Linked DNA regions of Homo sapiens: regions 1 and 2 are each linked to region 3. The links are chromatin loops, found by intact Hi-C in ENCODE. Cell type or tissue: heart left ventricle. All regions are shown on one strand. Each heading gives the region's core, and the rest is flanking DNA. Links, peaks and the distances in the headings are about the cores only.

Region 1 (6,941 bases), core at 1,186-6,185, 170 kb before region 3:
TAGCCAGGATGGTCTTGATCTCCTGACCTCATGATCCACCCACCTTGGCCTCCCAAAGTGCTGGGATTGCAGGCCTGAGCCACTGCGCCTGGCGACTTCTATCTTATTTTATGGATCTATCTCTTATCCTCTGTTTTAGCAAGATGGAGTTTTCCATATTAGAAATAATCAATTATTGGTAATAAAACAATTTCTCTCCTGAACAAACGGAACCTTTTAATTTGGTTGTGTGGATGCGGTATTCTTACGTGTCTCAAGAGCTGGTTAAGTAACCACATGAATGACGTTCTTGTGCCTGCTGTGTCAGGCCGGAGGTGTCCGAAAATGGACACAGGGTGTTTTCCTCGTGGTGACTGTTCTCACACGTATTTCTTCCGTGCACATACAAGCACACATGTGCACACACACCAGTATCTCCCAAAATGTGTCCTAGGAAGGGCATCCTATGAGAGGAATTAATACATGTCTTAGAGAGGGAAAAGTTTTTTTAAAATTAAATGTAGTTGAGAATATTATGCTAGACCAAGTGGACTAGAGTTCCCTGTGGCAGGATCTCTCGGAGTGTTTAACGTGCTGACTCTCTAATTTGTGAATCTCTAAGGTCTTAGAGTTTGCTGACCCCTGCTCTGCTCTATCTCTAAAGGGCCAGCTAGTAAAGCTTTTGGCTTCGTGGGTCATCTGGGCTGTCGCAAGGACACACTGAGCTGTTGTGGCAGGCAGCTGCCATGGACAGTCTATAATCAAATGGGCATGGCTGTGTTCCAATAAAACTTTATTTATAAAAACACGTGGAGGGTCCAACATGGCCCCGGGACATGGTTGGCCAGCCCTGTCTTAGAGTACCTTGTGCTTTCCAAGCGTATTGGACCATGAAGTTCTTTGCCAAGTGTTGCTGATGTCCCACAGGACACTTCATTCAGCCAGGGCCTGGAATCACAGCCCTGGGGCATCGTCCCACTGTCCCATGCCCATCGTCCTGTTCCTGCCGATGCCATAGCATGAGGGGATGCTCTTTGAGTATGCTCATCTGAGGACTTGGATAAATCATCCAGACTCCTATTCGGAATTTCTCCTAAATGATCCAAACCACACTGGGCTGGAAAAATTGCCCAGATAGGGTTCGCATACGTGATTTTTTTTCAGTACTTCTTGGGATCGGCAGAACTTGAGGCATGTTTTGTTACAGTACTTAGTGACTCTGGAGAGACCATGCTTTATGGAGAGCCTGATTTTTCCTTCTTTCAAATTAGTCATTTTCGTGCTGTCCTTGGGGCCTGTGTGTGTATATTTGAGGAGGGTGAAAGCAGAGAAAGGGTTAAAGTGGGAAGGAGGTGTGAGTCAGGCCTCGCATTTGTCAGCTACCGTCACTTATATTTAAAAAGTGTTCAGTCTTTGTCTTTAAGCTGATGGCTTTGAATTCATTTTGGACAGAGAGTTTTAAGAAAGGGGGAACTGTTTGTATTAAGGCAGATGTGGATATAGTCTTTCAAGGTGCTAAATTTGTGCTGACTTGGTCCAAAATACAACCGCATCTGGTTATGTCTGGTGTTGACTACTCCAAAAATGCCCTAAATTCCAGACAACCTCTTGGGCTTAGAAATAGAAGTCATTAATCCTGCATTTGAATTTAATATTTGAAATTTTATCCTAATCTTTTTTTTTTTCTTCCACATGAATTAACTTTTGAACAGTTGGAAAGAAACGTGAAGTGTTTTTATTTTGTTTTTTTGGGTTTTTTTAAGGGCATATTCTTAACAAAAGGGTATAAAATTAAACTAGGTTTGACCTTTTGAGTTGAGCAGATTTTCCACCTGGTCGGAGCAGGGAATAGGCTTCTGGGTGGGACGGCAGCTGCCTCCCCCGCTTCTGGAAGGATACTGTGTACATTCGCAGAGTGGTGTGCTTCTTGGCCAAGCCGTGATGTGAGTTCCTTGTTGACGGTTAGTAGATAAGTGGTGAGGTTGTGCATCTGGGTAGATGATCCAATTCAGAGAATGGTTCCAGGCAGCTCCAGTTCAGTCTCATCAGAAATATTTAAGCTCCACTCTCCCCACCAAAAAATGCACATAATTCTGCAGGAATCTCACACGTGGGTGGATAGGGCCAGCTTGAGTTTCATCCGCTCAGGGGCCAACTTCTTTCTGGCATGAGGGGTGCAAGCTTGGGGCTTAGACCCAGCCACCTGGGGATTTCGACTGACCTGGTAAAAGAGAGAATCTGGAAAGGAAGGGTCTGGTAGCCTGCTGGTTGGGGGACGGGAGTCGGGAGGTCCATGCGGGAGGGAGGGGGATTACCCCTTGGAGCAATGGAGGATTTGGAATGTTGTGGCTCTCAGAGTCGGGGATTTGGGGAACATGACTTCTGGCACAGATGGCTGGGGGCCTCCTTCCAGCAGAGGAGGGGGCTTCCTCCGTGAGAGTCATCGCCGCCTGCTCATAAGGGCGTCTGCTGCTTCCGACAGCCAGGGTTTGAATCTTGGCCATGTTCTACTGAGTGAAAGACTGCAGAGAAGCCACTTAACCTCTCTGAGCCTTGGTCTTCTCTTGTGTAAAATGGGAATAAAATAGCACCTTCCCCCCATGGGCTGCTGTGGGGCTCACAGGGGATGACACGTTTACTGTTGGCCTCAGGGCTGGCACCCCGTGATGGGATTAAAATGCAACTCCCTTATGTAACTCGAGATTATTTTTACTCTTGAATTTATCGTGTTCGCCAAGGCAAAGGAGAGGGCCCGCCCGGTCCCTTTTACCATCCCCCGCCTGCCTTTTTGTGACTTGTTTTTCCTTTCAAGGGTGGTCTCTGTTCACTCCACTCTGATGTCACTGCCTAAAAATGTCGGGTCCTGGCTTGGGTGGTGGAAGTGGCATGCAGGGCGATCTCTCCCTGGCCAGCCCTGTGCCCCCCGGGGCCGCCCTGGCGTGGGCTCAGGAGTTCCAGGGCTCTTTCCCAGAGGGATTTATGATTCCTTCGGCCGGGGCTGGATTGCTCACTCCAGAAATAAAGCAAAGTTATGGAAAGCTGAGGCCATAGCCCTTACTTTTTTCTTCCCTTATTCATAAGATTAATGAAGCGACAGAAGAATCAGGTGCAGGCAAAGTGTCCGGACTGAACTGGGCTCCGATGTGAAGTTGTCATCAAACGGCTGTGGGGCTGGGGCCTGTCACTGCGACCTCGCTGGGCCTCAGTTTCCTCACTTGGGAGAGAGGGATTTGCACCAGCAGACATGAAAGGCGTCCTCTGCTTCACTGATTCTATTTTAGGCAGGTGAAGTGAGTGTTTCCAAAGTGTGGGACTCAAGAGGTCTCAGGTGACACGGGCATGATTATTTCGAGCTTCCACTTAAATAATTCTGCAGGACTGGAACTGAAGTAGGGCAGGTAAGATGCTTGCCTTGGGTGAAAATTTAAGAGGACATTAAAAACCCCCATAATCATTGAGATACATAATAATTTAATCCAATGTAAAACAATCAAAATGCAAAAATATTCCCGATGAACAAAATACTGAAATTTTGAACAGAGGTAGCATCCATATTATTGATGTTTTCCCTTCTGCCTCCAGCTCTAATATGGCCTGGCATATGCAAATATGCATTATTGAAACATTTCGAACACATTGCAACCCTCGACTTCACAGGTGCCACTGCCTACAAAATGGCCACATTCAAGTTTAAAAAGTGAGTTTATTAAAAGGAGAAAAGGAAAGGCTGTCTAGTGTATGGTTAATGGTAAATAGATACAGCAAAATATTATGACAATTGGAAGAAAAAGAGTATTGTGGGGGTGTGAGCTGGTGGGAGAGGGATGAGGTAGACTGCAAGCAGCTCTCTAACACCAGTCACCAGTACCTGGGAGGCTGTTTTTGTACCACAGAAGTCTGTATTAGTCTGTTCTTGAACTGCTATAAAGAAATGCCTGGGCTGGGTGTGGTGGTTCACACCTGTAATCCCAGCACTTTGGGAGGCCGAGGGCGGCAGATCACTTGAGGTCAGGAGTTGGAGACCAGCCTGCCCAACATGGCGAAACCCCATCTCTACTACAAATACAAAAAATTAGCCAGGCATGGTGATGGGTGCCTGTAATCCCAGCTACCTGGGAGGCCGAGGCAGGAGAATCGCTTGAACTTGGGAGATGGAGGTTGCAATGAGCCGAGATTGCACCATTGAACTCCAGCCTGGGCGACAAGAGCAAAACTCGGTCTCAAAAAAAAAATTAATAATAATAATGCCTGAGGCTGGGTAACTTATAAAGAAAAGAGGTTTAATTGGAAACTTACAATCATGGCGGAAGGCGAAGGGGAAGCAAATATATCTTACATGGCTGGAGCAGGAGGAAGAGAGAGAGGGGAGGGCCCCACACGCTTGTAAACGACCAGATCTCGTGAGAACTCTATCATGAGAACAGGACTAGGAGGATGGTGCCAAATTATTCCAGAGAAACCACCCCCATGATCCAGTCACCTCCCCGCAGGCCCCACCTCCAACAATGAGGATGACATTTGATGCAAAGTGTAGACAGGGACACAGACATCAAACCATATTATGGTCCACCCCTTTGACCTCAGTTAACTGGTCCCGGAGGTCACCCCACCCCCACTAGTATGATCAGAGCCTCCTGTGGGACCCAGGCTGCGCTGATGTCTTCATGGGGAGATGTGCACACGGGCGTCCTGAAGACTGCCCCTCTTGGCTCTGCGGATGGAGAAGCAGAGAAGGCAGAGAGAGGGCTGGATGCAGAAGCAGTAATTTGGGGTGGGCAACGGCCTTCCAGTTCCTGCTGCAGCCTCATCCTGGACTTCCACAGACACCCTGAGTCCTCATCACTACCCCCTCCTTTGGTATATGCCTGTTGGATTGAGTTTTTTCCTTTTAAAATGAAACAGCCCAACCAATGCAATGAGGAAGAAAAAGATAACCTACTTGGGTATTAGGGAGCAAAATCTGCAAGGTGATTTTTTTCATCTAATGTTCCCCAACTGTGGTTACATATTAGAAACATCAGAAGAACTTTTAAAAATACAGATGTCTGGGTCCCCCCAGATTCATTAAGTCAGAATCTGCTATGGTCTGAATGTTTGTGCCCCCCATTAAATTCATGTTGAGACCTAATCTCCAGTGCAATTGTATTAAGAAAGAGCTTTTAAGAGGTGATGTGGTCATGGAGGCAGAGCCCTCAAGAATGGGATTAGTGCCCTTATAAAAGCGGCCTGAGGGAGGCTGGGTGCAGTGGCTCATGCCTGTAATCCCAGCACTTTGGGACGCCAAGGTGGGAGGACTGCTCGAGGCCAGGACTTCAAGACCAGCCTGGGCAACATGGGGAAACCCCGTCTGCATTAAAAATACAAAAACAAATTAGCCAGCTGTGGTGGCATGCCCCTGTAATCCCAGCTATTCAGGAGGCTGAGGCATGAGAATTGTTTGAACCCGGGAGGTGAAGGTTGTAGTGAGCTGAGATTGTGCCACTGCACTCCAGCCTGGGTGAGACTCTGTCTGAAAAAAAAAAAAAAAAAGAGGCCTGAGGGAGTTTGTTTGCCTCTTTTTCCTGTGAGGATGCATAGAAGGCACTGTCTGTGAGGAATAGACCTTGAATCTGCCAACACCTTGATCTTGGACTTCACAGCCTCCAGAACTGTGAGCAATACATTTCTTTTGTTTATAAATGGCCCAGTCTAAGGCATTTTGCTACAGCAACCTGAATGGACTAAGACAGAATCTCTGGGCAGTGGGGCCCAGGCACTTGCATTTTATTATTATTTTTTGAGACAGTTTCGCTCTTGTTGCCCAGGCTGGAGTGCAATGGCACCATCTTGGCTCACTGCAACATCCACCTCCTGGGTTCAAGCGATTCTCCTGGCTCAGCCACCTGAGTAGCTGGGATTACAGGCGCCTGCCACCACGCCTAGCTAATTTTCTGTATTTTTAGTAGAGATGAGGTTTCACCATATTGGTCAGGCTGGTCTCAAACTCCTGACCTCAGGTGATCCACCCACCTCAGCCTCCCACAGTGCTGGGATTACAGGTGTGAGCCACCACTCCTGGTGGCATTTACATTTTAAAAATGTTTCTTAGGCAACTCTAACCACAGTGGTTTAACCACTACACTTGTAAACACAAGCGTCTACCTCCCCTCTGGGTCACCTCTCACTTTTTACTCCACTCTTCCCCTCTTATCCTGGTGGAAACACCTCTCTACCTCCCCGGTAGGTCACCTCTCACTTTTTACTCCAGTTTTCCCCTCTTAGCCTGATGGAAACACCTCCACTGATGGTCTGGAGACAGGAGGTGGAGTCCTTGGTCTTCACCAGCTACTGACCATGTGCCCTTGGGAAGTCATTTTTTTTTCCTCACCATCCTTCAAGCTTCCTGACATGCAAATTGGCCCATCCACTTTGAATAATAGCATCGATTCTCAGAGGATAAGGCCGAAGCATTTTAATAGAGTCATCTTCTTAATTACATTTTAAGGGTACCTGCAGGTGTACTGGGGGTTCAGTGGGAGAAAATAGGCAGAAATCCTCACCCATCTGGAGCTTCCTGAAGCAGAGCCTGAGACAAGGACCCAAACCTCCTCCTCCAGGAGGTGATTGTGGGAAGCTCTGCTGGGTGTGGGGTGGGGAGACGAGGAAGAGGAGGGACCAAGAAAGCCTACGCAAAGGGGCAGCACATTGCTGGGCAGTTGGAGCTCATCTTTCTGGGGGTATTTGGGTCTATACTGAACCACCTCAGTGCTGTGCTCCAGAGGGCGAGAAAGCTGGGCCACTTGCCTTTGGGGAAGGCAAAGGAGGCTGCCTTTGGGGGCATTAGCTCCCGATTCACACATGTCCCAGGTGTGGCCCTGGAGGGAGCCTCAGCAGAAGCTGGTGGGCAAGAGTGGAGGGCCCAGGGCACTTGGGGGAGGCGTCTGCTTGGGGGCAGTGGGTGGCCGATGTGGCTGGAGTCAGGT
Region 2 (6,941 bases), core at 1,256-6,255, 120 kb before region 3:
TTCTCTAACTCTTAGCTGGTGCCAGCGCTGACCCCACCCCACAGCAATGGTGCAAGCATCTGGATCCCGTGTGTGGAGATGCCATAGCGAAGGCCCAGGCCTTGTGGGCTGGCACAGGCCTCTTCTGGTGGAGCCTCTTGCACTCTGTCATTCCTTCCCCTCACCCTCTTTCGCTGAGCCCCCTTCCTCCACCGTCCCAGCCGTGGCAAAGCTGGGTCTCACCACGTGGCCCTCAAGGCTAAAAATAGCACAGGGGCAACTCGGGTTTGCCGATGACCTCCGCAGTTCGGTCAAGTGTACGTGGCCTCCCTAAGTTAATTAGGGCCAGCCCCAGACCCTACACATCTGTATCTGGGCTCCAGGGGTGAACAAGGTCCTGCTCTCCAAACAACGGGGCGACACAACGGCCGGTGCACCGTGCATGTCTCTGCTCTGTGTGTCCCTGCTCTTTGCTGGGGACACTTTCTCTTAGAGCTTCTCCCTGGACTGCCAGAGCCAGGGCTGCTGCGGAGCTGTGGCCAGTGCGGGGGACAAAGGTGCACAGGGCAACTGTGGTGCAGGCCCGGGTGGATGAGAAGACGGCCCCAAGCCACTGTGCCCCTGTTCCTTTCACTTTTGTCTGTGGTCCTCTTGTGCAGTGACAGGTGCCTGGAGGCAAAGGGGACACCCTGGGGGGATGGAAGCTCCCTGAGGGTGACAGCCTGTGAGTGGGCACCAGCAGCAGCCCTCCACACGCAGGTCTCCGGGCACGGTCGCGGGTTCCTCGGCTGTCCTAACAACCACGGCTCGAGGGCGCACAACAGCAGGAGCACTTTCTCTCTTGGTTCTGGGGCCAGACTTCTCAGTGTGGGCAGGGGCTAAAGGCTCCAGAGGAGGGTCTTTCCTGACTCTTGCAGCTGCTGGTGGCTCCAGGCACCCCTTGGCTTGTGGCCGCATGGCTCCAATCCCTGACTGTCTTCACCGGCCTCTCCTCTGTGTGTCTCTGTGTCTCTCTCCTCTTGTAAGGACACAAGTCATTGGGTTTAGCGCCCACCCTAGTCCAGTATGACCTCATCCTAACTCACACCTGCAGAGAACCTATTTCCAAAGAAGGCCCCATTCTGAGGTTTGAGGAGGCTGTGAATTTTGGGGAGATCCTGTTCAACTCTGTACATGCATTGTCCTGTAATGCTTTATTCCCGTTTCCCAGAGGAGAGGAGAAAACTGAAGTTTGGACTGGTTAAATGGTGATTAGGCCAGAGTGAAACTTAAAAGCCACTGGGTTTTGGGACCCCGCCCTCAGCCTGCGTATGCCCTCAGCCTGCATATGCCCTCAGCCTGCGTATGTGCCTTCAGCCTGCGTATATGCCTTCAGCTTGCGTATGCCCTCAGCCTGCGTATGCCCTCAGCCTGCATATGCCCCCGGGGTACCAGAGGGAAGGCTTCTTGTCGTCTGACCCCTGAAATGGAGATGCTTGGGGGTGTCAGCTGCCGACACAATGCGCAAGGCCTGGGGTGGGCAGGAGGGGGCCAAATATGAGGAGAAAAGGCTCCGCCCTTCCTGGGGGCTTCTCTGGGAGCTGGGTTTCAAGCACAGGGACACGGCACACACAGGAGACAGGGCAGGATTTAGTGCAGGGAACTTCACAGGTAATGACATCCGTAGGCGTTCAGAGGAGGGGGCTGGGGCCAGGAACTGGGTACTTCACGCAGCTCTAAAGATGCGACTTGAACAGCAGGGTCCTGCTCCCCCTCCCCCTCCCCTCCCCTCCCCCTCCCCTCCCCTCCCCCTCCCCTCCCCTCCCCTCCCCTCCCCCTCCCCTCCCCTCCCCCCTCCCCCCCCTCCCCTCCCCTCCCTGATCTGGGAGTGGCCTGTTGGGAGTACTCTACTCTCGTGGTTCAACATTGTGTTAGTAAGCGATGGAAAGAAAACAATATTTAAGAAACATTCCCAGAGTGGCCTATGCTCATAGGAAGTCAGACCTTTCCCTCTGAGCACACACACAGCCAATAGCACACTTACACGTTTTAAAAACAAAAGTGGGATTATTCCGAAAGTTGATATTGACCCTTAAAAGAAGTGGGCATTGGTCAGTGCACACAGTCATCCGATATTTATCGAGCTGCTACCGTGTACCAGGCATAGTTCTAGGACCCAGGATATAGCGGTCAACACCCAGATTCTCCCTCCTGGAGCTCCCAGGCTAGGAGTCAGTTCCCTTATCCTCAATGAATGTAAATAATCCAGTGTGAGGAGACACCATAGCAGGGTATTCTTGTTTTTTAATGAACACACATCTTCTGAAAATTAGGACCATGGCCGCAGAAGAGGGTCTAGGGAGCTGTCTCCACAACGCACCGGGGCTCCTGCGAAGCTGCAGATTCTGGCCTGGTGGTCTCAGGTGGGAACTGCATCTCCTGTAGGCTGCCTGGAGCTCTGGTGCGTGACCCCCAGCTTGTGGACCTGACCACCTCTTCAGGGCTGGAAAGGGCACACCCACCCGTCCATGTGTCAAAAACCGTGTTAGAGTTTTTCATGGGATCCTTTCAATATTAAATAATATTAATAAATAATGTTAAATCCCCTGCTGTCATGAATATGTATATTTATAATGCATTTCAAAGAAACGAATTACCCAGATGAAACCTAAACTAAAAAGGGCCCAAAGCCAAAACACACTGAGTGACAACGTGTGCCCAGAAGTGTGCAGGAGCCGTGGGAAGCACAGCGTGGTCCGCCCTGGAGACTCAGACCTGAGGGCGGCCGTCATCCGCTCGCCAACACACCTACTGAGCACCTACTGTGTGCCAGGTACTGTCAGGTCCTTGGACCCAGCGGCAGGCAAGTGGTCACTTTGGACAGTGAGCAGCCAGCTGCTGCCCAGTAGCAGGAGGTCACAGCGAGGTGGCACACCCCCTTAGGTCTTGTCCAACCCTGCAAGGGGTTTCAGCCCTGCAGCCGCCCCAGGCCCACTGTTGTCTTCTTGCTACAAGAAGAGCAAGAAGAGGCGTGCATGGAAAAACTTCCTGTGCCGGGAAGTCCAGGGCCTCACACTGAGAACAGGAGGCAGAGCTTGGAGGCCCAGTGCCCCCACGCCTTGAAGAAGCAAGTGCGATGCTGTGGCCAGTCTCCTACAGGCCTGTTGTCTGCCACATTCTCAGTGTTTCCAGAGGCTGTTCAGAGAGCCTTTGGGGCAAGGGCAAGGCTGGGCCACCCGCAGCAAGCCACCCCTTCTCTCAGGAACCAGCCCACATTCCAAGGGCAGGGGGCCTTTCTGCCTGGGGATTTACTGCCTGAGCAATTTGTAAGTAATTAGCCACCATGCCGTGATTAGAAGCTTGCATAATTATGGCAGGTAATTGCCTCTTCACCCAGTGGAACCGTCCCTCCAACCAGCACAGAATGTCCTTTCAAAGCAGTGACAGTTGCCCTGGAGGCCCTTGGAGGGAGGTGGCTACACCCTGGTTTTTCAGCCACTCTTGGTGACGGCCCACTGGGGTGTCATCCAGTGGGTGCCAGGCTCTGACGGCTGCTCAGCCCTCCCTCGATCGCTTCCAGATGCGGTCATTGGACATTCCTCCACTTCTATAAATAGTCATCCAGCCTGGGCATCGTCAGCAGAGACAGACAGGTCCGTGGCCCAGCAGGGTGCAGCCTGGGGGTCTTAGAAATGCTGCTCCCCACTTCCATTTCTCCTCCTCTTTCCTGATTTTCAGGGCAGGCCCAGGCGCTGGATGGCTCTGGAGGGAACGCTGGGTGGGGTGAACATCCCAGTGGCTTTTACAGGTCGGGGGCTTCCCCAAAGTGCTCCTAGCTGACAATTTGTGTGCTCTGGGAAGACAGCCCATCAGAAGTGGCAACGTGGATGCGGGACCCAAGTTCAGGGGAGTCTGAGCGATAGGAGATTTGAGATGGAGACTTTTCCTTTCTGGCCACTTTCTGCTTTGCTTTCTGGGCCATATTTTAAAGGCCTCCAACGTCAGGGGTGGCCCATGTGCCAAAGATCAGCTCTGGAACCTGCTTTCATGAAAATCGTTCAACATGGATGGTTTTTCCTCATTTTCTGGCAGTGGCTGGACTCAGCCCTGCACAGAGCTAGGGGTGGCCCAGAGGACTCTAGGCCGCCTTCCCCTGCCCCCATCAGATGCATGGATCTATAAACACGTCAGGACAGTTGTAAAAGAGATGGATTCTGCATCCCAATGATACCCCCATCGGTCTGTCGCCAGATAATTCACGACTGGCTTTTATGATCAAGTTCCCTGGGTGTGCATCCACGCCGGACGACCCAGGGCCCAGGGCACAGCTTGGAGCCAGACTGTCCCGCTCAGACCCTGGCTCTGCCCTCACTTGCTCCCTGACCTGCAGCAAATTACTCACTATCTCTGTGCCTCAATTTCCCCAACCAATAGAAGGAGGATAAAAAGCAGAATGTTTATAAGTGGAGTTGATAATGGTAGGTGCATAGCAAGCCCCTCGGAATTCCTTTTTCTTGTTGTTGGTAAGGTGATGGAAACGTAGACTCCTCAAGTCCGTGCATACCGGTCCCTTAACCCGTGCTTGTTCATATTCTGCGCTTGAGGTGAGGGTTCCAGGAGGAACCCTCAGGCTTCAGTGGATAATGATATATGTTATCTTGTTTGATTTGCGTAACATCCGAAAGCTGAGTATTATCAGTACAATTTTATAGATGAGGAATCTGTTAAGTGAGAGAAGGTGAGCCCCTTGATGAAGGCAGGGTTGCAATCAAACATAGATCTGAGTCCATAGCCCTCAACCTCACCTCAACTCCCAGCCTCCACCCCCAGCCTCCACCCTCAGCTTCCATCCCTCAAGTTCTACCTCCAGCCTCCACCCTCAGCCTCCACCTCCAAACTCCCCAGCCTTCACTCCAAGCCTCCACTCTCAGTCTCCTCCCAGCCTCCACCCCAGCCTCTACCTCCAATCTCTTCCAGCCTCCACTCTCAGCCTCCTCCCAGCCTTCACCCCCAGCCTCCACCCCTGCTTCCCTCCCCTAGCCTCCACTCTTAGCCTCTCCTCTAGGTTCTACCCCCCAAATTTTACCCCCAGGCCTTACCCTTAAGATTACCCCAGCCTCTACCTCAGCCTCAACAAACTCTTTTTTTTTTTTTTTGAGATGAGGTCTCACTCTGTTGCCCAGGCTGGCATGCAGTGGTGTGATCATGGCTCACTGCAGCCCCGACCTCCCCATGCTCAGGTGATCCTCCCACCTCAGCCTTCTGAGTAGCTAGGACTACAGGTGCATGTCACCATGCCCGGCTAATTTTTGTGATTTTTTTGTAGAGGTGGGATTTCACCATGTTGCCCAGGCTGGTCTTGAACTCCTGAGCTCAAGCAATCCTTCCGCCTTGGCCACCCAAAGTGCTGGGATTGCAGGAGTGAGCCACCACGCTGGGCCTCAACAAACTCTTGAGAAGTCCAGTCCTGACCTGTGCTTGTGTACAGGCTGCCACACATATTAGTTCCAAATTTTAAGTTGCGAGAAACGTGTATGTAACACAGTAGAGGAAAGACACAGGTCTCACCCAGATGTGATGCAGACGGAGGGCGACGTGGAGAACCGACGTCTCACCTCTGCAGCTGCTCTGGTGCAAACTCATGTCCATCAAAGGCTGCAGAAGCACTCTGTGTACTGACGTGGAGGCTCCCAGACCAGGCTACTGAGTGGAAAAGCACAGTAATGAACAGTAGCTGAGTGCGCCACAAGTATTTGCTTGAGAAGGAGAGTGGGGCTGCACGTTGACCGGGCTGGGAGCTGTGTGCACAGCTTCGCCTGAGGAAGCCAGGAGGTGGGGGACAGAAGGGGACAAAGTTTCTGAATCTAGACCTTTTAAATCATTTAGACTTCAGAATTGTGGAGATGCCTTTCCCATTAAAAATTATTAAAATTGGCTGGGTGCAGTGGCTCATGCCCATAATCCCAGAACTTTGGGAGGCTGAGGTAGGCAGATCCGGTGAGGCCAGGAGTCCAAAACCAGCCTGGCCAACATGGTTAAACCCAGTGTTTACTAAAAATACAAAAATTAGCCGGGCATGGCAGTGGGTGCCTGTAATCACAGCTACTCGGGAGGCTGAGACAGGAGAATGGCGTGAACCGGGGAGGTGGAGGCTGCAGTGAGCCATGATCACACCACTGCACTCCAGCCTGGGTGGCAGAGCGAGACTCTGTCTCCAAAGAAAAAAAAAAATATTAAAATCGTTTCAATCCTTTGTTATCTAATATCCATTTTAGGATAAGCCTGGTCTTTAATTTTTACTGAGTCACATGCAGTGGGGAGCACTCACCCCAGGGTGCCACGCAGGGGCTTTTCCAGCATCCCCCACCTGCATGCAGCTGTCACCCAGGCCAGTGCATGCAGGGCGCTTCCCCAGTGGACGGTGCCCCTTCCACGGGAGGTGCTTCCATCTGATTCTGCCACTATAGATCAGCCTCTCTTTCTTTCGTTCTTTCTTTCTCTTTCTTTCTTTCTTTCTTTCTTTCTTTCTTTCTTTTTCTTTTTCTTTCTTTCTTTTTCTTTCTTTCTTCCTTTCTTTCCTTTCTTTCCTTTTCTTTCTTTCTTCTTTTTCTTTCTCCTTCCTTCTTTCCTTCCTTTTTTCTTTCTTTCTTTCTTTCTTTCTTTCTTTCTTTCTTTCTTTCTTTCTTTCTTTCTTTCTTTCTTTCCTTCTTTCTCTCTTTCTTTCCTTCCTTTCCTTTCTTTTCTTTCTTTCTTTCCTTTCTTTCGTCTTGCTCTGTTGCCCAGGCTAGAGTGCAGTGGTGCAATCTTGGCTCACTGCAAGCTCCGCCTCCTGGGTTCAAGCCATTCTCCTGCTTCAGCCTCCTGAGTAGCTGGGACTACGGGCGCCCGCCACCACGCCCAGCTAATTTTTTTTTGTATTTTTAGTAGAGACGGGGTTTCACCGTGTTAGCCAGGATGGTCTCAATCTCCTGACCTCGTGATCC
Region 3 (6,941 bases), core at 782-5,781:
GACAGTGAGTGATATTTTGTTTGCTGGACGCATTTGGCTGTGAGTGACAGCCGTGGGGGGCCTGCTGCTCCCCTGCCCACTGTGGGAGAAGGCCTGGCCCCCCACAGGTGCAGTGGGAGGCTGACCTCACCCCCTGCAGTGCCATGGCTTTCCTCCTCCCCGCGGGCAGCTGGCCTGGCCTCCTGGGGACTTGGGTGGGGACAGGCTGGCTGGGCTGGCGCTGGTCTCCTTGGGATGTTGGGCCCCTCAGCTCCTCTCAGCCTGGGTCCTGGAACCTGTGAGGAAGGAGCTGCGTGGCCCCTGCTCATGCCACTCTTGGGAGAGGTGGGCACACTGCAGGTTTCAGCCAGTGCTACCTGGAGGAGACATCCCCCCAGGGGTCAGGACCGGGGGTTGGATGCAGCTCAGCTAAAAAGACATTTGATATCATTTAACCGAGTTGCCACTTCAATGGGAATTAAGTTCTAATGTCAGCACGTAAGCCCCCAATTAAGAACTGCATAGAAAAAATAATCCTCGAAAGAACAGTTAAATCATCTATAAATCACGCTGCTTCTGCTGTTGAACAAGCAAAAGCAGCGGCTTCCACAGAGCCTTACAGTGCACAGTAAGGATCCGTCTGCAGACTGACCGGGAACTCACATTTGCCTTCAGGGCTGCAGGCTGTGCTTTCTGGGTGGCCGCGGGACATGGGAAAGGACGGATCTCCAGTTTCATCTCCAGGCGTTAAGTCCACTGGGTGAAGCAGAGGGCAAAGCCCCCAGGCTTTTAGAATCATTTTCCCCTCTACCTCTCTGCCTTACCTTCTCTCTGTCTCACCCCCTCTCTTCCTTTCCCTCTCCGTGTCTCTCTCTGTCTCTCTGTCTTAGCTCTCTTTGTCTTCCTCTTTCTTTCCCATCTCTCTTCTCAATACCTAGAAGCGAATTCACATGCACACAGGTCATGATGCCAGCATAAAATAATTTCATGTTTGTAATTTACCCCCGCTTCAGTAGAGAGCCCAATAGTCGGCTACAGCCCATTGTGGCCACAGCCGAATGCTGGCCTGGGTTGGCCATATCTTCCTGCATTTCAAGAGAAGCCAGAAGTTTGAAATGGTTGGCGACATCTCCCATTTTTAGAAAAATGTGGCTCAAATTAAAAATAAAACATAAAACTAAACAAAGGAGAGCAGCAGAAGCTGCTCCGAGGTCTGGAGCGTGACCTCCGTGTGATGGGTTCTCCCTGGGAGGGCTTCTGGGAAGCCCCTCCTTCCAGGGAGGGGCCGCGGGTGTCCCGAAGCTGGGCCAGCCCTGGTCCCTTCCTCACCCCCTCCGCCCACCTCACCCTCACACAAAGGTCAGAGGGTGTCGGCCGCCCTGTCTCCAGATGCCATTACCATTGCCAGCTGTGGGCAGCGGCCACTACGAGTGGCTGGACCTGGGGGGCAGTGGCCTGGGAAAAGTGCCCTCAAGGGCGCAGTCCCCTTTCCACCATCCAAAGGGGATCACCCTGAGTTTGGATTGAGAAGTGTTGGCATGGGGATTTTAAAATTGCCCCTTAGATTGGCTGCGTTATTATTTTTGGCAATCCATGTCATTTGAAAGAATGGCCATTTCTGCTAGCTAACAAAAATGGCAACTGGGCGAGCAGGACCTGCCCGGGTGGAGGAGAGGTTGAGACCACACCCACATTGCGGTAAACCTGTGTCTAAGCCGTCAGTTTGAAGGATATCCATTCCTGCAATTAAGGATTGGGGTGCACGTAGCAGCACTACCCGTAGGAACCCCAGCTGAAAGCAACTGAAACGCACACCACAGTGGAATGGGTGATTAAATGTGTCTATTCACAGCAGGGGACAAAACTGCACAGACTCCTGCCCTCAGGGGCTTATGTTCTGGAGGGAGGACTCAGACAATAAAATCAGTAAGTAAAGTGCACAGACATGAACACATGGGGAGAAAATAGGTGTAGGGGGGATGGGTGTGGGGTCTGCATTGTAAATAGAGAAGTCACTGAAGGCTGCAGAGAGGGCGGCATTGTAGAAGTAAAAGCGTATGGAAGGGAAGATGGGAGCCATAGAGATATCAGGGGAAGAGCATGCCAGGAGAGGGAGCAGAAAGAGCAAGGGTCTTGAGGCAGGTTGCTTATGGAGGAATAGGAGATGAGCCTGGCTGTGACATGGTGAGTGGGAGCAGTGGAAATGAGGGAGTTCAAAGGGAAAGGGGGAGTGGGGAGAGCAGAGAGCCCTGGGAGCCTGTAAAGACTTTAGCGTTGACTCTGAGGGACAAGGGGCTGTGGCGGGGTTCTCAGCAGAGGGAGGGCCTCTTCTACTCAGGATTTACAAGGGCCACTGTGATTACTGGGCTAAGGGTAACGTGCAGGTGGACAAGGCAGGGGAACAAGAAGACAGGAAGGAGGCCAACACAATGCTCCAGGGAGGTCCAGGCCGGAGGTGCTAACAGCCTGGGCTGGGTGGCTGTGGATTTGCAGGTGGAAGAAGTGGACCCACCTGGGCAAGTCTGCAGCATTGGGTGCACAGAACCAGGCAGTGGATGTGTGGGTGGGATGGATGCCAGTGGAGATGCCTGCTAGGAGGTTAGGCCAGAGACCTGAGCTCTGGACCTGGAAATGATCAGCTCAGACACCAGGTGAATGTCTGGGAGCTGTGGGGTAGGCCTGAAATAGTACAAGGAGGAAGAAGAGGACCAGGGACCAAGCCCCAGGAAACCTTCATATTTAAGGATTGGAAACGTGACCCCATGGGGGGAGTTACAGAGGTAGGAAGAAGCCAGGAGCTGAGTGACGCAACAAGGCCATTCTCACTCTGAGACCTTCAGTGGCTCACATCTTCTTCTCTTTTCCCTAGTCTGGAAGCTCCATGAGGACAGGGGTGAGTCCATCAAGTTCTCTGTTAGGTCCCCAGAACTGAGCACAGTACCTGCCCCGAAGGGGTGTAGCAGACCTTGTCGGATGAATATACGGCAATGTGGCTGATCAAAGTAACAAGGCAATGACTGTCCATCAAGGTCTGGGGCTGGTGAGGAAGTAGCATGTGCATTCAGTAGGCTGCAAGTCTCAGCTCCTGCACACCGGGAGGCTCAGCGGCCTGTCACGCACATTGGTGGGAAGGAAGGACAGCTAGTCCAGGCTCTGCCAGTGGTGCCGATGTCATCCCATCTCATGCAGACACGGGCTCAGCCAGCCCACCGCCAGAGCCTCCCCTGCGGGAGCCACATCTGCTCTGCCTGTGTTCTTTCCCTGTTTTTTGCAAACTGTTTTTATTTTGCCATCCAAGAGACACAATTGGGACTTCTGTGTCAATGCAGATACGCGCCCTCCCCTCAGATCCTGGTTCAACATTGGACTCATAAGCCAGGCTAAGTTAAAAAAAGCAAAATGTGTCTGGCTTGATAGCTGGCTCTAAGTGCAATGGAAAAAGCCAAAAATAAACACTGTAAGTTGATGACATCCGTACCATCCGTGGGCATGGGGCCCAGGCTGGGGCCAAAGCAAGGGAACAGTGTACAGCCCAGCGTCACGCACAGCCCATCAGGGCTTCCTAAGGCAGTCTCAGGGCCCGGGTGACCGTGAGGGTGCAGTGCTCTGTTACGGCCACCACCCTCCCTCGGGCACCAGGTACTGTGATGCCAGTTACTCAAGCCTCCTGCGTTTGTCTGCTTGCCAGAGAACCACTGCCCGGGGCAGCCTGAATCGTCGGATTTTGTTTTTCCTCCCTGGTATTTTTCTTGCCATCTGAGAGGTGCCAGTGCCCCTGTGGGGTGAGTTTTGAAAATGGCTTTGTCTGGACAACAGAAAGTCACAGACGTGCTGATGGCATACGGTTACCTTGGTGACTAGAGAAGAGTTTGCTCTCCTAATTCCACAGATGAGGAAAGGGTACTGGGAAGTCCTGCCTTTTACCTGCATGGCTGTTGCCGGCTTCGCCTCCCTGGGCACTCTCCCCCACAGTCTGGGTGTCCTGCGACTGCCTTTGGTTACCATTTTGGTGAATATTTTCTTGGAATCAACTTTGAATTGACATGACACCCTCTTCTTTGTCTTTTTACTCAACTTTATTCTAAACAGTACAATTATTTGTGTTGGTTATGGGATCTTTTTCTTAAAACACAGTATTATAAATACAAGACAATTGAAAATGTGAGAACATTTCTTGCATACCCCATGGGAAGCCGCCCCTGTGTCTATGTGATCCTTGTCTGGGGGCTGCTGCCCATGCGCCTCTGTCCCCCAAGCTTGGAGCCCTCTGTGCCCTCCCAGCCCCTGCAGGGGGTTGGGTGGGAAGGCGGTGCTTGGGTTTTGAGGAGGAGTTATCGATCGCATCCACCTCCTCAGGGAAATAGCCTGGGGTGCAGACTTTTATTTGGAACATGAAACATGAATTTCTTGAAATGTTTTAGACATTGTGTTGACATAAAATGCACACATGGAAAGGGCACAAACTACAGCCTGGCCCCGTAACCCCCCGCCCAGTCTCATTCCTCTCCATGTGTGTTACACACGTGACTTCTACGTTTTTCTCACTGCTGCCTCCTCAGGGCCAGAACAGTGCCCGGTGTGCTGCAGGTTTTCAATACACGTTGGTTGAATACATGTGTCAATGAGTGGAGACTCAGTGGGGTCTCTGTCTCCAGCCTTGTTCCTTTCTAATCTCCAGGCCACTCAGGAGCCAACGTAACCCTTTATCATGCAATGTGATCGTATCATCTCCCTGCTGAAAATGCGAGTGAATTCACAATAGCAAAGTCGTGGAATTAACCGGAATGCCCACCAGTAGATTGGATAAAGAAAATGTGGTACATGTATACCATGGAATACTACACAGCCAGAAAAAAGAATGAGATCATGTCCTTTGCAGCAACATGGATGGAGCTGGAAGGCCATTATCCTAAGCAAACAAACACAGGAACAGAAAACCAAATACTACATGTTCTCACAAGTGGGAGATAAACATTGAGTACGCATGGACACAGAGAGGGGACAACTGACACCAGGGCCTCCTGGAGGGTGGAGGGAGGGAGGAGGGTAAGGATCAAAAACCTGGGACAGGGTGTGATGGCTCACACCTGTCATCCCAGCACTCTGGGAGGGCGATGGGGGTGGATCACCTGAGGTCAGGAGTTCGAGACCAACCTGGCCAACATGGCGAAACCCCATCTCTAATAAAAATACAAAAAATTAGTTGGGCATACTGGGGCGCCTTTAATCCCAGCTACTTGGGAGGCTGAGGCAGGAGAATTGCTTGAACCTGGGATGGGGAGATTGCAGTGAGCCGAGATCACGCCTTTGCACTCCAGACTGGGCTACAGAGTGAGAATGTCTCAAAAAACAAAACAAAACAAAACAACCTATCTGGCACTATGCTTATCGCCTGGGTGACTAAATAAAATAATCTGTACAACCAACCCCCCATGACACACAACTTAACTATGTAACACACCTGAACCTGTACCCCTGAACCTAAAAGTTAAGAAAGAAAAAAAAAGGCAACCTCAGGCAAATGTAAATGAAAATATCATTCTATAAGCCTGACAAAGACACTAGGCATCTGTATAAAGCTAACTGCCCAACGACTATTAAAGAATTGCTGAATTGGTTTAAAATATATATACATATGCCTGAGCGACTCTCCTTGGTCACTGTGATAAAGAGCACCCCTGTAGGGTGCAACCCAGGGCTCCAACTCCCTCCCCTGTAGGCTGCACCTGCGTGCTCCGCTCCGTCTGCTCTGGGTGCTCCCGCCCAGTCCTGGACATGCAGAGTCCTCCCCCAACACCTGCATGTGCTGTTCCCTCTGTCTGGAATGCTCTTCCTCTGCTGGTCACCTGGCCAGCTCCATCAGGGCTCAGTTTGCCTCTCCTGTCCATGGGAAGCCTTTGCTGAGCCCCGTCTACCCTGCCATCTGCCTCTTGCCCAGAGCACTGTGCAACTGCTCCCTTGTACCAGCCAGGACCAGCGAGGTTGGGCTGCAGTCAGAAATAAACCCTGAAACCTTAGGGACTTCATGCAACCCACATCTGCTTCTCACTCACATGGCATGTTCCAGAAAGCCCAGGTCCCTGTTCCACACCATTGTTAGGGACTCAGACTGAAGGAGGCACCACTCCTGGGCACAGCAGGGAGCAAAGAGTAGAGAGAACTCATTCCTGCCTCAACTGCCCAGGATCCAAAGTGGCCCGTGTCACTGTTGCTCACAGTCTGTTGTCCAGAGCTAATCACCCAGCTGCCTGCAAGAGAGGCAGGGAAGCATGAACTCCTTGTGTATCGTCAATAAAGTGGATATAAAGTGGAACGGTCTCAGCTGTACCCCACCACGGACTGTCCCATGTGACATTGTAGTTGCCTATTTACTTCTCTGCCCACCCCACACCCTAGACTGAAGTTCCTTACGTTCACAAATTTCAGGCTTCTCCTCCATTTGACTCTTAGCAGCTAGCACAGTGCCCTTCTTGAAGGCCCATGAAGTTTCAGGGAGAGCCTGTCACACGACCCGCCCGGCTGTAAAGCACCTCCAGGCTTCCACAGAGCCGACTCTACTGGTGCGGCACGGCTGTGACGGATCTTTCTTCATCCATCTCCTCCCTCTGCCAAGTCATCAGAAAATGCTGAGCACCTATGGAAAATCCTGAACATACTCCGCCTGTTCTGCCTGGTTTTCATTTTATGTTGTGCTGGGTTTTTTTGGTACAATAAACAAGGTGAAAGCAAGGAAGTAAACAATGTGGGGTTCGAGGGGGTTTCAACAAATGAGCGCCACCTCGCTGTGTTCTGTTTTGAGCACGTGCATCCCTGGTTTACACTGAGAGCTGGAAAATGGCGCTTGGATGGCAGCCAGGTTTCCAGGGTGAATAAACACCTCCAAAGGGACAAATGTTTTTCACAGACTGTGAGTGAAATGGAGACTCAAATATTTAAAAATAAATATATAAAAAAGAAGAAAG

What was found. Hi-C counts contacts between places; a loop is a spot of excess contacts. Peaks named below come from ENCODE experiments on the same cell type or tissue, not always from the same donor. Only the 100,000 strongest peaks of a DNase experiment are listed, where the experiment ranks them.
Region 1: it touches region 3 in a loop (3-fold over the local background); 6 of 110 quality-filtered maps call a loop at or near these places.
Region 2: it touches region 3 in a loop (3-fold over the local background); 7 of 110 quality-filtered maps call a loop at or near these places.

What each region holds. Positions count from the first base shown.
Region 1 is chr16:87,029,087-87,036,027 of GRCh38, reverse strand. No RefSeq gene overlaps it. Among named protein-coding and RNA genes, the nearest start is that of LINC02181, 25 kb to the left of the region's middle. RefSeq lists a silencer at 2,169-2,342 and an enhancer at 6,511-6,941. In heart left ventricle, for the core only: no CTCF peak of the experiment used is centred there; no DNase peak of the experiment used is centred there; H3K27ac peaks cover 961 bases.
Region 2 is chr16:86,981,768-86,988,708 of GRCh38, reverse strand. No RefSeq gene overlaps it. Among named protein-coding and RNA genes, the nearest start is that of LINC02181, 73 kb to the left of the region's middle. In heart left ventricle, for the core only: no CTCF peak of the experiment used is centred there; a DNase peak (open chromatin) is centred at 3,488; H3K27ac peaks cover 1,267 bases.
Region 3 is chr16:86,862,660-86,869,600 of GRCh38, reverse strand. No RefSeq gene overlaps it. Among named protein-coding and RNA genes, the nearest start is that of LINC02188, 140 kb to the right of the region's middle. RefSeq lists enhancers at 1-216, 217-720. In heart left ventricle, for the core only: a CTCF peak has its summit at 3,627; DNase peaks (open chromatin) are centred at 3,115 and 3,520; H3K27ac peaks cover 2,343 bases.